Regions from separate parts of the Homo sapiens genome. Here region 1 is linked to region 2. The links are chromatin contacts, found by Hi-C or POLR2A ChIA-PET in ENCODE. All regions are on one chromosome and are shown on one strand. The core of a region is the stretch at or near the end of the contact, and the rest is flanking DNA. Distances in the headings are between cores, read along the strand shown. Region 1 overlaps RNGTT (RNA guanylyltransferase and 5'-phosphatase). Region 2 has its middle 330 kb from the start of CNR1.

Region 1 (7,292 bases), core at 2,324-4,823, 120 kb before region 2:
AGGTAGAATTATAACTTCAGAAAAGAAAAAAATGGTCAATTTAGTTTAACTCTATGTACAAAAATTTATTTATAGTCTCATATATTCATTCCACACCCCCGTTCTTCTTTCCTTCTTTCTCCCTCTGTCCTTCTTCTTAATAATAATTTTTAATTCTGACCAAAATAAGTTGTGGCAGTACTTTCTTAGCATAACCTGGACTGTTGAAGAGTAATTCTGTTCTTTAAAAAAATCCCCAATGGGCTGGGTGCAGTGGCTCACCCATGTAATCCCAGCACTTTGGGAGGCCAAGGCCAGAGGATTGCTTAAGCCCAGGAGTTTGAGACCATCCTGAACAACATGGGGATACCCCATCTCTACAAAAAAAATTGCAATATTAGCCAGGTGTGGTAGTGCACAACTGTGGTCTCAACTGCTTGGGAGGCTGAGGCGGGAGGATGACTTGAGCCAAGGAAGTTGAGGCTGCAGTGAGCTGTGACCGCACCACTGCACTCCAACCTGGGTGACAGACTGAGACTTTGTCTCAGAAAAAAAAAAAGAAAAATCTGTGGTAGGGAGCCCCATGGAGAAAAGGTGGAAGCAAGATAAAAAGACATGGAAGCCAACCTGAGAGTTTTCAGTGGCCAAAACTAGAACAATTTGAGCAATGAAATAAGTGACGAGTATTTTATTATAAACCAAATAATAAAATAAATATCCATGAGTCCATACCAATACAGATAAGCAATTAAATGAATAAATAGGGGAGAAGGGACAAATCTTTCTTATGGAAGAACTCTAGATAATAGATGTAGAAGGAATGGAGGATACAGAAAAATCCCATTAGAACACCGCAGGAATAATTGCTCAGGCAAGAGTTACAGATGAATGCCAAAATTAATAAGTGAAACTTTTCTTTGAGCTGCTAATTTAAAATCTTGAGAAGTACTAGATCCGTTTTCATCTGATAGTTTCTTAACCCCAGATTATTTATAGATTCAAATAGTATAAAAGTGTGGTATGCAATCAGATGGATACAGGCAACAAATTTTTTTCAACATAAAATATATGGTGTGTTGCTCTGTTTTTTTCAGAAACAGTAAAACCTCATCAGTTCAATGTAATTTGGGGTACAGATGTGAAATCTTGTTTTATAAATATTTTATTCTTTTTACTTTCAAGGTCTCATTAACTCAAACTAGGATAACAGTTGATTAGAAGACCTGATGGGGTCCTGTTTTAGTAAATAATAATATGTAATTGGCTGAGGATGATTATTGTCATAGTAACAAATTAGATCTAAAATTAAACTCCTCTCCCTTATACCGGTCATTCTTTTGATCCGACCATTATTGGAAACTGTTTTTAGTTTGTATACATGTGGGAGATATTATTTTTATTAGTTAAATATATTTTACCACCTAACCAAATGAGTAACTTGTAGTGCATCTATCTTGGGACTATAACTGGTGTGATCAATGAAGAATGATGTATTGTTCTTAAATACGGAAATACGTTTAGGTTAGTAGTGGCAGGTACGTGCATTTTCTGGAAAGCTCTGTTTACCAGATTTTTAGTGGCCAAGGAGATACACAGATAGTTAATAGTACTGCTTAATTGTTACAGTCAGATTGAGTAACATAATTTATAGCAATTCTGAAACTGAGAACACAAGAATGATAAGCTATATGATAAAGACCACAGTTGCTAGTCAGCAAAAGTGCAGACTACACATTGTTGACTAGCAAGCCATTCTTGTAAAGTACATATGATAAAATTTTCTTGACAGCTGTTTTCAAAGTCAGCCTTCCTATGTCATCATGGTTCCTTTAGTAAATTTACTTCTAAGGTTTTTTTTTTTTAATTAAGCAGTGTTTCTTGCTGAAAGAAATCAAAGAAGATACAAATAAATAGAAAGACATTGGTGCTTGTGGATTGGAAGACTTAATATTGTTAAAACATCTATACTACTAAAATGCATTCCACCCCTATCAAAATCCCAATAGTATTTTTTGCAGAAATTAAAAAACTATCTTAAAATTCATACAGAATCTCAATAGACCCCAAAAGGCCAAAACAATCTTGAGAAAGAACAAAGTTGGAGGCCTCACACTTCCTGATTTCAAAACATACTTCAAAGCATCTAATTTAGATGGCATACTTAATTACTGGCATAAAGATAGAGATACAAATCAATGGAGCAGAATAGAGAGCCCAGAAATAAATCATTGCATATATGGCCAAATGATTTGCCACAAGGGCGCCAATACTACACAATGGGAAGGGACAATCAATATCTTCAACTAACAGTGTTGGGAAAGCAATATCCACATGCAAAAGAATGAAGTTGAACCCCTACCTTACACCATATACAAAAATTAACACAAAAATAAAGACCAAAACATAAGACCTTAAACTATTAAACTTGTAAAAGATAACATAGGAGAAATCTTTTTTTTGGAGATGGAGTCTCCCTCTCTTGCCCAGGCTGGAGTGCAGTGGCACGATCTCAGCTCACTGCAAGCTCCGCCTCCCAGGTTCATGCCATTATCCTGCCTCAGCCTCCCGAGTAGCTGGGACTGCAGGCACCTGCCACCACGCCCGGCTAATCTTTTTGTATTTTTAGTAGAGACAGGGTTTCACTGTGTTAGCCAGGATGGTCTCGATCTGACCTCATGATCTGCCCACCTCGGCCTCCCAAAGTGCTGGGATTACAGGCGTGAGCCACTGTGCCCGGCCAGGACAAATCTTTAGGACATTGGATTAGGCAATGATTTCTTGTGTGCAACACCAAAATCATAGGCAACAAAATAAAAAATAGACAAAGAGGACTACATCAAAGTTAAAAACTTATGTACATCAAAGGAATCAATCAGCAGTGTGAAAAGGCAGCCTACAGAATGGGAGAAAATAATTGCAAATTGTACATCTGATAAGAAGTTAATGTCCAGAATATATAAGGAACTCCTACATCTCAACAACAATAAACAACCCAATTAAAAAAATTGACAAAGTTTCTTGTATACTGAAGAAAGTATACTGAAGAAAGTATACAGCCAATAAGCACATGGAAAGATTCTCAGTCATTAGTGAAATGCAAATCAAGACCACAATGAGATAGCACCTGACACCATCAGGATGGCCACTATGAAAGAACAAAAAGTTTAAATTAGAGCACAGTAAACAATGGGCGTCAATTTTTTTTAAAAAAAAAAGGAACAAAAACTAACAGGTGTTAAGGATGTGACATTGGAACCCTTGCATACTGTTAGTGAGAATGTAAATTGATGCAGCCATTATGGAAAACAAAGGGGTCCTCAAAAGATTAAAAATAAAATTATGATCCAGTGATACTGCCTCTGGGTGTATAGCCAAAATAATTTAAAACCGGATCTCAAAGAGATATTTTCACACCCACGTTCTTTGCAACATTATCCAAAATAGCCAAGAGGTAGAAGCAGCCCACGTGTCCATTGACAGATGAATGGCTAAAGAAAATGTGGTGTATACATACAGTGGAATATTATTCTACCTTTAAAAAGAAAGAATTTCTGTCACATGCTACAACATGAATAAACCTCAAGGACATTATGCTAAGTGAAACAAGCCAATCACAAAAGGACAAATAGTGTGTGATTCTGTTAATACTCGTATGAAGTATCTAAAGTAGTCAAAATCATAGAAACAGAAAGTAGAAAGGCAGTTATCAAGGTCTGGGTAGAGGGGAAGGGGGGCAATTAGTGTTTAGGGAGTATAGCATTTCAGTGTTGCAAGATGGAAAAGTTCTAGACATACACTTAGCATTGCTGAACTGTACACTTAAAAATGGTTAAGATGGAAAATTCAATGTTTTTTTACCACAGATTTTAAAAAGCAATGTTTCATTGCCTAATTTTATATTTGGTTAACAATTTTACTGATTGTTCTATGTCCCAGGCACTTTCAATTATTATTCTTTCAGTGACCCAGTAAATTAGGAACTTGTTCCCCATTTTAGAAATTAGGAAATAGACACTGAAAGGTTTAGAAACTTATTTCTGTTAGACCTTACATGTGGTATAGCAAAACTGTGTTTACCTAACTGAATGAGTTGTCCAATACTTGCATATACACAGTGTTTCCAAAATAAAAGAATGGGTCCCTAGAAAGCAAGGCAAGAGAATTGAGACTAAAATAATGAATATTTGAGGATAAATTTGGCAAGTTTGCTACTTGGAATATCACTTTTTTGGGCATGTCTAGTTCCAAAACCACTGAGTGTATTGCACCTGTTGGATTTGTTGAAAATGCAGATGGTACAATCAAATGTAAAGGGAAAGGAATATAGTTTGAAAGTTTTTATGAAGACATGTGCTGCCTAATCTGCGAATTGAAAGCATCTTTTAAAAACTTACTTCTCGTCATATTCCTAGGTGGTAGTGAATATGTGGGTAGAAAAATGAGAATGTTTCAGATAATGCTAATGAAGTTAAATGATTGCAGTCTACCATATTGTGAGGAAAAGTTGTTAGCCATGAAAGATGAGGACAGAATTAAAATATTACCATGACTGGCATTTGATTTGAAAACTACAAAGATAAGCTTAGGTTCCTATTTATGAAAACCATTCTCACAGCCCAGTGAAATATCTTTTAAAAGGTTCGTAGTTACCATGGATACTTGTTAGCTTTGATAGAGTATCCATATTCAGTCATCTGAGGTGAAGAAGCCAAAAAACCCATCAACTAATGTCACAAATAGCTTCATCTGTAAATTTGTACTAGTTTGGGGATGGAAAGGCTAAGTTTCCTGAAGATTAGATTGTTGGTTAATTGTCACTGCTTGGAAAGCAAAATATTTAGGATGTACATTGCCTGAATTTGATCCTAGTATTCACTATTGATATGTAACTTTTTCATTTAACTAGTACACGGCATTTCTTAGATTTTAACATAGGAATTTAGATGGTTAGACCTTTCTGAAAGTTGATGAAACCTAGGCAGTATACTCAATTTCTGAAAGCCGTAGAGACACAGACAATATTGAAGGTATTGGTCCCCATGGTAACATATTTGCATTTGGCCCAGCATGGCTGGTTTCTGCCTAGCTTCTTTTAATTGCTATATATTGACAGCCATTTTCACAATTATTTATAAAATGTCGGATAAGTGAGCATGTGTACAAGGGAGTGCACACCATACCTTAAGCTTGATTAGATACTTCAGATGACAAAGAGCTCTCTGCATGAAGAGTTACTGAGGTATTTTTATCATTTCCTAATGTGCCTGTCACATAGTAGAAGCAAAAAGCCTTTCAAGTTATTTAAATATTTTCCTCAATTCTCTTTCAAAACAGGTGACAAAAGAGCTGAAACAGTATGACAACAAAATTATAGAATGCAAATTTGAGAACAACAGCTGGGTCTTCATGAGACAGAGAACAGACAAAAGTTTTCCTAATGCCTACAACACTGCCATGGGTGAGTATGACAACTTACCAGTGCTTATTATATTTAAAACAAAAATTAAGGTGTTAGACCCAAAGTGTGCTGCCTTTGTTGTTTTGCTTAATGGGGCATAGTCATTTGGACTTCATCCTTGTTTGATGGGAAAGATACGTCAAGTCTGTATTCTGTTTGGCTCCAGTTGGCTTGTAGGTTCTACTCTCTAAACTGGTGATCTTGTGCCCATGCACCCAAAAGAGAAGTTTAAAGGGCAGGATACTGGGCTGTATACAAGTTGAATTTATTGAACAACAACAACAACAGAAACCATGATAATTTCAGATCTATTCAAAACTATAAAAACCATTGTTTGCCAGATGGTAAAAGACAAAATTATCAGGGGAAAATGTAATTTCCAGCTCTTAAAATAGCTTTATAAACAATGGAGAACAAAGTAAACGAAAACCATTTAAAAAGACAAAATCTGCTATGCTATTCTTCAGAGTGTTCTTTGGGTACAATATGAATGCTTTGGGAATTCAGAATAGTAAGTTTCTTTCATGGGGAACAACACAAATTAATTGAAGTTTATAAGGTATACCACTACCAGTAGCAGTTGTTGTTCTGGATTGCATTTTTAGTGGAGTTGAAAAAAGGTAAAAACCAAGATAACAGGTTAATCAAACTTTACTTTTAGAATGTGCAGTTGATGAGGAGGATGATGATGATGATATGATAAGCTAATGAGAAAATATTGAAATTGCCAATTTCAGCTTTGCAGTTTAAAAGTTACTGTTGTACATTTAGGAGTTCTCATTGGAACTAGCATCCATGTTCAGACAAGATGAGTTAATTTCAAAAGTCAGGATGATTAAGCCAATGTCTTTTCTTCTAAGACCAAATAGGTAAATAAAATGAAAAGGACTGGCACTAAATTTTGATAAGAGAAGATAATATGGTCTGCTAGCTACAATGAAACCACCTATTCAACAGGAATGGTGGCTGGTGCCATGTTTTATGTTTCGTAGAGTAGACTTCTTTCTGAGAGAAAGATTGAAGGACTATAGTGCACGTTTTCTGTAGAAGTTTTAGTTGAATACAGACTATGGTGCAATGTGTTGTGTTAGATTAAAATCCCATAAAAACTGGTTTGGGAGGGATAGAAAACCGTGGGGAAGACATGCTTATAGCCCAAACATTTAAAGTTTTGGTTTAAAATTAATACTGCAGTAAAGAGTAGCCATTAGACAAGCACATATTTTGGGTGTAGGGTAGGGAGGAGATAGTTCAATGTGAAGCACATCACTCAAATGGGTAAAATGGAAAGTATTTAGTATATTGGGATGAAAACCTTTCTCATAAGCCTGTGGTGAGTCAGCTGCCTTAATTAACCCTCACATGAGACCTGTCTCCCTTTGTCCACAGCTGTGTGTAACAGCATCTCAAACCCTGTCACCAAGGAGATGCTGTTTGAGTTCATCGACAGATGTACTGCAGCTTCTCAAGGACAGAAGCGAAAACATCATCTGGACCCTGACACGGAGCTCATGCCACCACCACCTCCCAAAAGACCACGCCCTTTAACCTAAGACCTGCCTGTGACTTGAGGGTTAAGAAGAAAGAGGAATGAGGAAAAAACGCTGTTGCCCATTTTTGTAGCCAGAGAAATTGAAAAACGACTGTGGCTTGATGTTGATACACATTTGAATTTTTTTTAAAAAAAGAAAGTTATCGTAGCCAGCCTGTAAATACTTGATGCATTCGTTTCCTCAGTGCTGCAATACATCGTGGACTTAAACATCTTATTTATCTGATAAACTCAGCCTTACCTTGTGGAATCTGAAGATTGAAATATCCAAAGGTTTAAACAAGATGGAAATCAATGAAAAAG
Region 2 (6,623 bases), core at 1,756-4,255:
CGCCCTTGATACGTGGGGATTATTACAATTCAAGGTGAGATTTGAGTGGGGACACAGCCAAGCCGTATCACCATACTTCTCTGTTTTATTTAATGTTTTGACAAAAATGGTATCCTATTGCCCATATTAATACTCTGCAACTTCTTATTCTTACTTAATACATTATAGAGAACTCTCTAGGTCCAAACATATAGCTCTTCTTTTTAAATGAAATTTTATTTATTTTTGTAAAGATAATACATGCACACGATAAAAAATATAAAAAGGAATAAATATTATTTGGTGAAAATTGTGCTCCTAGTATTCCTGTCCCAAAGCCACTCATTTCCCCTTCTCAGAGCAATCACTGTTATCAGTTCTCTTTTGAAGCCCTGCAGTGCTGTTCTATGCCTGAAAACCTGTTCTATTCTGGGTAGAATTCTTCTCACATTGTTTTCTCTTGCTTTTTTCACTTAATAATATATCTTGGAAAGTGTTCCTTATCAGTTTGTAAAACTGCCTCATTCTTTGTTATTATTATTATTATTATTATTTGGTTTCGTTCTTTTAAATGACTGCCTAGCTTTCCATTATATGGAAATACAAAATATATTTAATGTACTTCCAGTGGAAATTCAGCTGTTTTTTTTCCTACTCTGGCATTTACAAACAATGTTGGAATGAATAACCTTGTAATTATATCACTTTGCATACATGTATATTTATCTGTGGGATACATTTCTAGAAAGGGACTTGCTAGGTCCATTGCTGATTTCAGTTTTGACACTTATAGTCCAATTGTTCTCCAGAGAGGTTGTGCCATTTATAGTTCACCAGTAAGGTGGGACCCAAATCCCCACACTCTTGCCATCGTGGCGAGTCATTAAACTTTCTCTTCCTTGCCAATATGATAGGTGAAAACTGGTATCTCAGGGTAGTTTTAACTTTGCATTTTTCTTATTATAAGGGAGATTGAGTATGTTTTCCAGTCTTCAAGGGGATTTAATTTTTTTCTGTGAACTATGTGTTAGTATCCTATGCCCATTAGAAAGTTTGGAGTATTCATTCTTTTCAAGATTGATTCCTGAGACCTCTTTGTATGTTACAGAGTTTTTCCTTTTGTCTCAGATAAAGTCTTTTAAATAGCTACATAATATTATATATGAGCTATGCTTATTATTAGATATTCCTTTTTTTTTCCCTGGGAATTGTTTACCAGGACAAATAATGTTGCAAAAATATCCTGGTATATACATATGAACTCGTACTTTTATTTTTGTAGGGTATATTTCCCAAAGTGGAATTGCTTGTTCTAGAAATATATGTATTTTAATATTAATAGATACTGTCAGATTACTTTTTCAAAATTCTGACATAATCACATTCCCACCCTTAGTGGAAGGAAGTGCCTGTTCCCCTGCATCCCAGTCAGCACTAACTGTTATTGCTCTCTTACATTTTGAAGTGGTAAATGGTGTCTTCTTGTGGTTTTACTTTGTATTTATCTGACCACCAGTGATGCTGAGCATCTTTTAATATGTTTATCGGCTATTTGCATTTTCTCTTCTGTGAGTTGCTTGTTCATATCCCCTGCCTGTTTTTTCCTCCTGGATTTTTGGGTTGTTTTCTATCAATTTGTAGGGACTTTTTTTGTGTACAGTCAGTGTTCTGTATCCTCGGGTTCCACATCTGCAGATGCAACCAACCATGATTAGAAAGTATTCCAAAAACTAAAAAAGAAAAAAATGACAAGACAAGAATAAAAAAAATCTAAATAAAAAACAATAGAGTATAACAACTATTTACACAGCATTTACATTATATTAGGTATTAGAAGTAATCAACAGATGATTTAAAGTATACAAGAGGATGTATGTAGGTTATATGCAAATACTATGCTATTTTATAGAAGGGACTTCAGCAATCCTTGGGAACCTGGAACTAATCCCCCACAGATACTGAGGGAGAATATATTAGCAATATTAAAGTTTTATTTGTAATGAATATTTTTCCAATCTCTTATTTGTTTCTGTACTTTGTTTATAACTTTTCCTAAATGAATTTGAATTTTTTTGCTGTCAAATATATCTTTTCATGTATGGTTTCTGAGCTTCCTGGCTTTATTAAAGAGTTCTTCTCCACTCTTTCTGTAAAGGGCCAAATAGTAAGTATGTCAGGTTTTATGGACCATGTCGTCTCTGTCCCACCTATTCACTTCTACCATTATAGCTTGAAAGCCACCAGAGACAAAAGAAATGAATGAGGCTGTGTTTCAAGAAAACCTTACTTATAAAAGCAAGTGGTGGGCTGGGCGTGGTGGCTCATGCCTGTAATTCCAGCATTTTGGGAGGCCAAGGCAGGTGGATTACTTGAGGTCAGAAGTTGAGAGCAGCCTGGCCAACATGGTGAAACTCCTTCTCTACTAAAAATACAAAAATTAGCTGAGTGTGGTGGCACGTGCCTGTAATCCCAGCTATTCAGCAGGCTGAGGCAGGAGAATAACTTAAACCCAGGAGGCAGAGGTTACAGTGAGCTGAGACCACACCACTGCACTCCAGCCTGGGCAACAGAGCAAAACTCCGTCTCAAAAAAAAGCAAGCGGTGTCCTGCTGGTTGTAGTTTGTTGACCCTTGTGTTGAAGTGAAAGTCAAATGATGAAATCCTTTGTTCAAATCCTCTGAAGTTTCTCTATCTCACTTAGATGAGTACAAGCCAAAATTATACCCCATTTCACCCTCACTACCTCTCTGACTTCATCTTCTACAGCTCTCCCCTTGGTCAATCTGCTTTAACTGCCATAGCCTCTCTTTGTTCCTTGTACCCACCAGACAAACCCCAAGCCAGGCTCTCTCTCTCTCTTTGCACTTATTTTTCCCACTGCTTAGGATGCTCTTTCCCCAGATATTTGGGTAAATATTTTCCTTATTTTCTTCTGGATTTAGCTCAAATTTCAGCATATCAGGATGTCCTTCCCCAGCCACCTATTTAAAATTTAACCCCCTGTTCTGCCACATACTTTCTGTTCCTCTTTCCTGTTTTTTTCTTTTTAACTCCCCACTAATACTGTATAGTTTACTTACTTATAATGTTGATCATTTCCTCTCTTAAAATATAAGTTTCACAGGGGCAAGAATTTTCATCTGTTTTGTGTCCTCAGCACTTAGAAGAGTGTTTGGCATATAGTAATTTTTGTTGAATAATTGAATATACATAATAGAGAGGGAGAACTGAAGATACATATATATATAGAGAGAGGGAGAGAGAGAGAAGCAGGGGGTGATATCAGGAGGAAGGTCCTTGAGAATGAGAGATAACCAGCTTTTAGGGGAGCAGGGACACTTCTTCATTGGAGTAAGAGATAAAAGGGGTGCCTGGGCAGTTTCGTCTATACCAGGGCTTCTCAGCCTTGGCACTATTGACATTCTGGGCTAGATAGTCCTTTGTAGTTGGGGGCTGTCTGTTGTAGGATATTTAGCAGCATGCCTGGCTAAGATATCCCAGTAGTAGCCACCTCCTCCAGTTGTGACAATCAAAAATGTCTCTAGACATTGCTGGATGTCCCCTGGGGAGAACAATTTCCCTTGGTTGAGAACCACTGGTTTCTTTATTTAGACTGTGAAGGGGGACTTTTTAGTGATGACTCTTATTCCCTCAATTACGTATAAGATGCGGTCTTCAGATGAGAGTTTGGGGGGAAGGAGTAAGAGGTTTGAAGAAAGAGAAGCTATGTAGTGGTGGCCTCAGAGTGGGAAAAGGCAATGGTGAATAAGAAATAGGCTTGCCTCCTTCCTGGCCCTGAGGAACATGAAGTGGGGTGAAAAATAGCCTCTTTGTCAGAGGGCTGCAGGGGAGGCATGCTTGGTGGACAACCATTCAGAAATTAGGTTTCTGATCACAGACTAAGAGTTTTACAGAGCTCAGGGAAAACATTGGGGAGGGAGGGGTGTTGGATGGGATTAGGCTTGTTCAGTATAGTGTGGGGGCTGAGAGATCCATATAACTGCTAATGGGAAGCCTTGGGTTTCTGAAGGGGACTGATATACAGTAGGCTGGGACTAGTCCTGAGAGCCTGATGGAAGGTTGGGAAGCTATCAGATCAGTGTCATAGTCCTGAGTACTTTACTTGAATGTGCAGTAAGCCTCCTGGAGGAGAGGTGGCCAGCCCTTCCATGCTTTCATTACTAATGAGGATGGAATTATTGTTTCTGTTTCCATTTCAAATCGGTCACTGCTAGTCTAGGGAAAAGCTTCACAGTTTTGTATATTTATCTTATCTTTAGCCTCTTTGCCAAATTCTCTTATTAATTCTAATAGTTTTAATGAAGTTTATTAGTTTTTTAGTTAAGCAATTATACCATCTGTAAATAAGTTTCACACTTTTAATGTGACCAATACCAACTGAGGCCCACTGTATAAAACTCATTCCTGAGACCCTTTTCAGCCCCCCAGCTTAGTCTCCCGTTCATGGTTAAAGCAGTTATTCTGTTCAGCCACTGGATGGCAGTGACTCAGCATATCTGTGATACTTGGTTGGTTTGTAGGTTTGTGGAGATATTAGCTGCGCAAACTTTATTCCCAATAGAAAAAAAAAATCTATTTCTAGCAAATTCAAAAAAATTTAGAACCAGTCAACTTTCAGCTAGCTGTAAATATGTATCTACAGATTATCTTATATCAAAGCAACACAAATGAGTTCTTGCTCATTAAAAGGCCTTTCTGTTCTTATGGTTCTTTAGCAAGTCCAATAACTTTAAGGATCATTTACAGTGGGAAAGATCTTTATATTTCAGGAATTCCTTCTTCATAAGCTGGGCTTAATTTTGGGAGATCGTCTTCAGCTTTGTCCTTTGAATATTTGAGATTATCTCCTTTTTAAACTGAAAATGATATCAATCTTATGAAATCTAGCTCTGTTTTTCTATTTCTTCTGTTTCATTTGATAGTTTGACTCAAAAAGAAATGGTACATATCAAGACAAGCTGTCTCTCCAAGACCTGATTTTCTAATATCATCTTGAAAAACTTCATGTGAAGTCGTCCCGAAATGGTTTACTTCTCTATTTGCCAGCCTTGCTTTGAACTCAGTGGAATGAGTCATTAACCTTAGCCCTCCTGGGAAACAACAAGCCAGGAGTATCACTGGATTCTTATGATCAAATTATCCCAAACAACATATAAAATTTATATTATCAGAAAAGAGTAGGAATAAATACAGTTTTCTCTATACAAACAACTACATTGTTTGGTACAATGAAAGCACAGAATTTGTGTCCTAAATTTCTCTTACTCTATAACAGGAGTCAGCAAACTTTTTCTGTAAAGGGACAGACAATAAATATTTTAGGATTTGTGCGTCATATGGTCTTTGTAACGACTATTCAACTTTGCTGCTATAGTGCATAAATAACCCCAGACAATACATAAATGAATGAGCAGAGCTGTCTTCCAATAAACCTTTATTTACAAAAACAGGCTGTGGGCCAGATTGGGCCTGTGGGTCGTGGTTTTCCAAACCCTGCTTTATAGTAAAGTTGTTCAATGGAACTCTGAGGATGTGTGGGACTTAAGTGAACAGGGTCAGAGAACAGGTCCACAGCCAGTGAAATCAGAGAATGGATCCGGGGGTACATCAGGACCCACAGAGTAGGTGTTTGTGGAAGACAGCCCATGTTTCAACTTAGAGAAGTGACTATAAAAATGGAACTAAAACCTAAGAGCAGGAAGGCAAGAGACAGGGGCATGGTGCTGTTTTAGATTCCCTATCTGATTTCCTTGTAGCTGTGAGAATCGCATTGCTAATTATAGTGTCTTGAAACTATTTTCAACCCCACTCTTTCCCTGGGAGTAATGGATTATGCATAGTACAAAAAAGTGCATTTTGTCCAGGCAATGTTTCCCGAGGGACACTCCCCAAAGAAACTACCACCAGAGAATTTGAGTGTGACAGTTTCTTCTCATTAGAGATTCCTAAAAGCCTGGGAATAATCTGTTGTTTACAGTCTCTGCTAACCTTTTCACTACATTGAGGGATCCTAATGGGCTTCTGCCTTTCTTCTTTGGGTAGAAGGAGAAAGAGAAGGATGTATTAGCCTCTGACACAAAGAGACAAAGGAAGGGTCAGAGGCAAGGGGAGCCAGCATACGGTTCCATGGCTCTCTGGAGTATGGGGCAGCGATTGCCTGGCTTCCTCACTTTTGCATCTCTAGGCCCTGGGGCAATGCTGGCACATAGTATGTGCTGAATACTGCTTATAGAATGAATGAATGAGCTGGTTCTCAATGGATAAAGAACAGAGTTAATTGGATCATCCATTTGCTTCTTATGTTCTACAGTACAGAGTGAGAAAGAAGGACTTAAGATCAATGATTATACAGGAATTCACTCTCAAAGAATTTTGGGGTCCAGGCCATATCCTTCCTGTAACATACAGACTTCCCTCTCCACTTAGCCCATTAGGAACCCTCTGTTCTTGGAAACCGCTCAGCACTGATTACTCATCCGGCTCTTTTGTGTACTATGCAAGTGTTCAGTTTAGCTTACTTTTTTTTGAAGCTAGGTCCAAGGGGGACAGAGTTGAATAAAACAGTCTCCCCCCTCAAGGAACTCATGGTATGACACGCCTATATTATGTATCTATGTCTTTTC

What was found. Hi-C counts contacts between places; a loop is a spot of excess contacts on that map. ChIA-PET counts read pairs that join two places held with the same protein, here RNA polymerase II (POLR2A). Pooled maps may share reads with other maps.
Region 1: a map with no recorded cell type shows a loop between it and region 2 (8-fold over the local background). The contact joins two enhancer-like sites. A Hi-C loop is called at or near these places in 1 of 168 maps with a recorded cell type or tissue (OCI-LY7), 16 of 37 single-sample maps with no recorded cell type and 6 of 50 pooled maps. POLR2A ChIA-PET finds 5 or more read pairs at or near these places in 2 of 52 experiments (OCI-LY7 and T-cell).

The regions. Positions count from the first base shown.
Region 1 is chr6:88,612,417-88,619,708 of GRCh38, reverse strand. RNGTT (RNA guanylyltransferase and 5'-phosphatase) reads left to right here. Exons shown (of 16, transcript NM_003800.5): 15 at 5,314-5,437; 16 at 6,827-7,292. The coding sequence ends at 6,990. Among named protein-coding and RNA genes, the nearest start is that of RNGTT, 350 kb to the left of the region's middle. Within about 2 kb of position 3,573, at least 3 of the 41 ENCODE cell types and tissues checked have a DNase peak (open chromatin) inside an H3K27ac peak, as active enhancers do; they include OCI-LY7, where a contact is called at or near this core.
Region 2 is chr6:88,490,878-88,497,500 of GRCh38, reverse strand. No RefSeq gene overlaps it. Among named protein-coding and RNA genes, the nearest start is that of CNR1, 330 kb to the right of the region's middle. Within about 2 kb of position 3,005, at least 2 of the 41 ENCODE cell types and tissues checked have a DNase peak (open chromatin) inside an H3K27ac peak, as active enhancers do; they include OCI-LY7, where a contact is called at or near this core.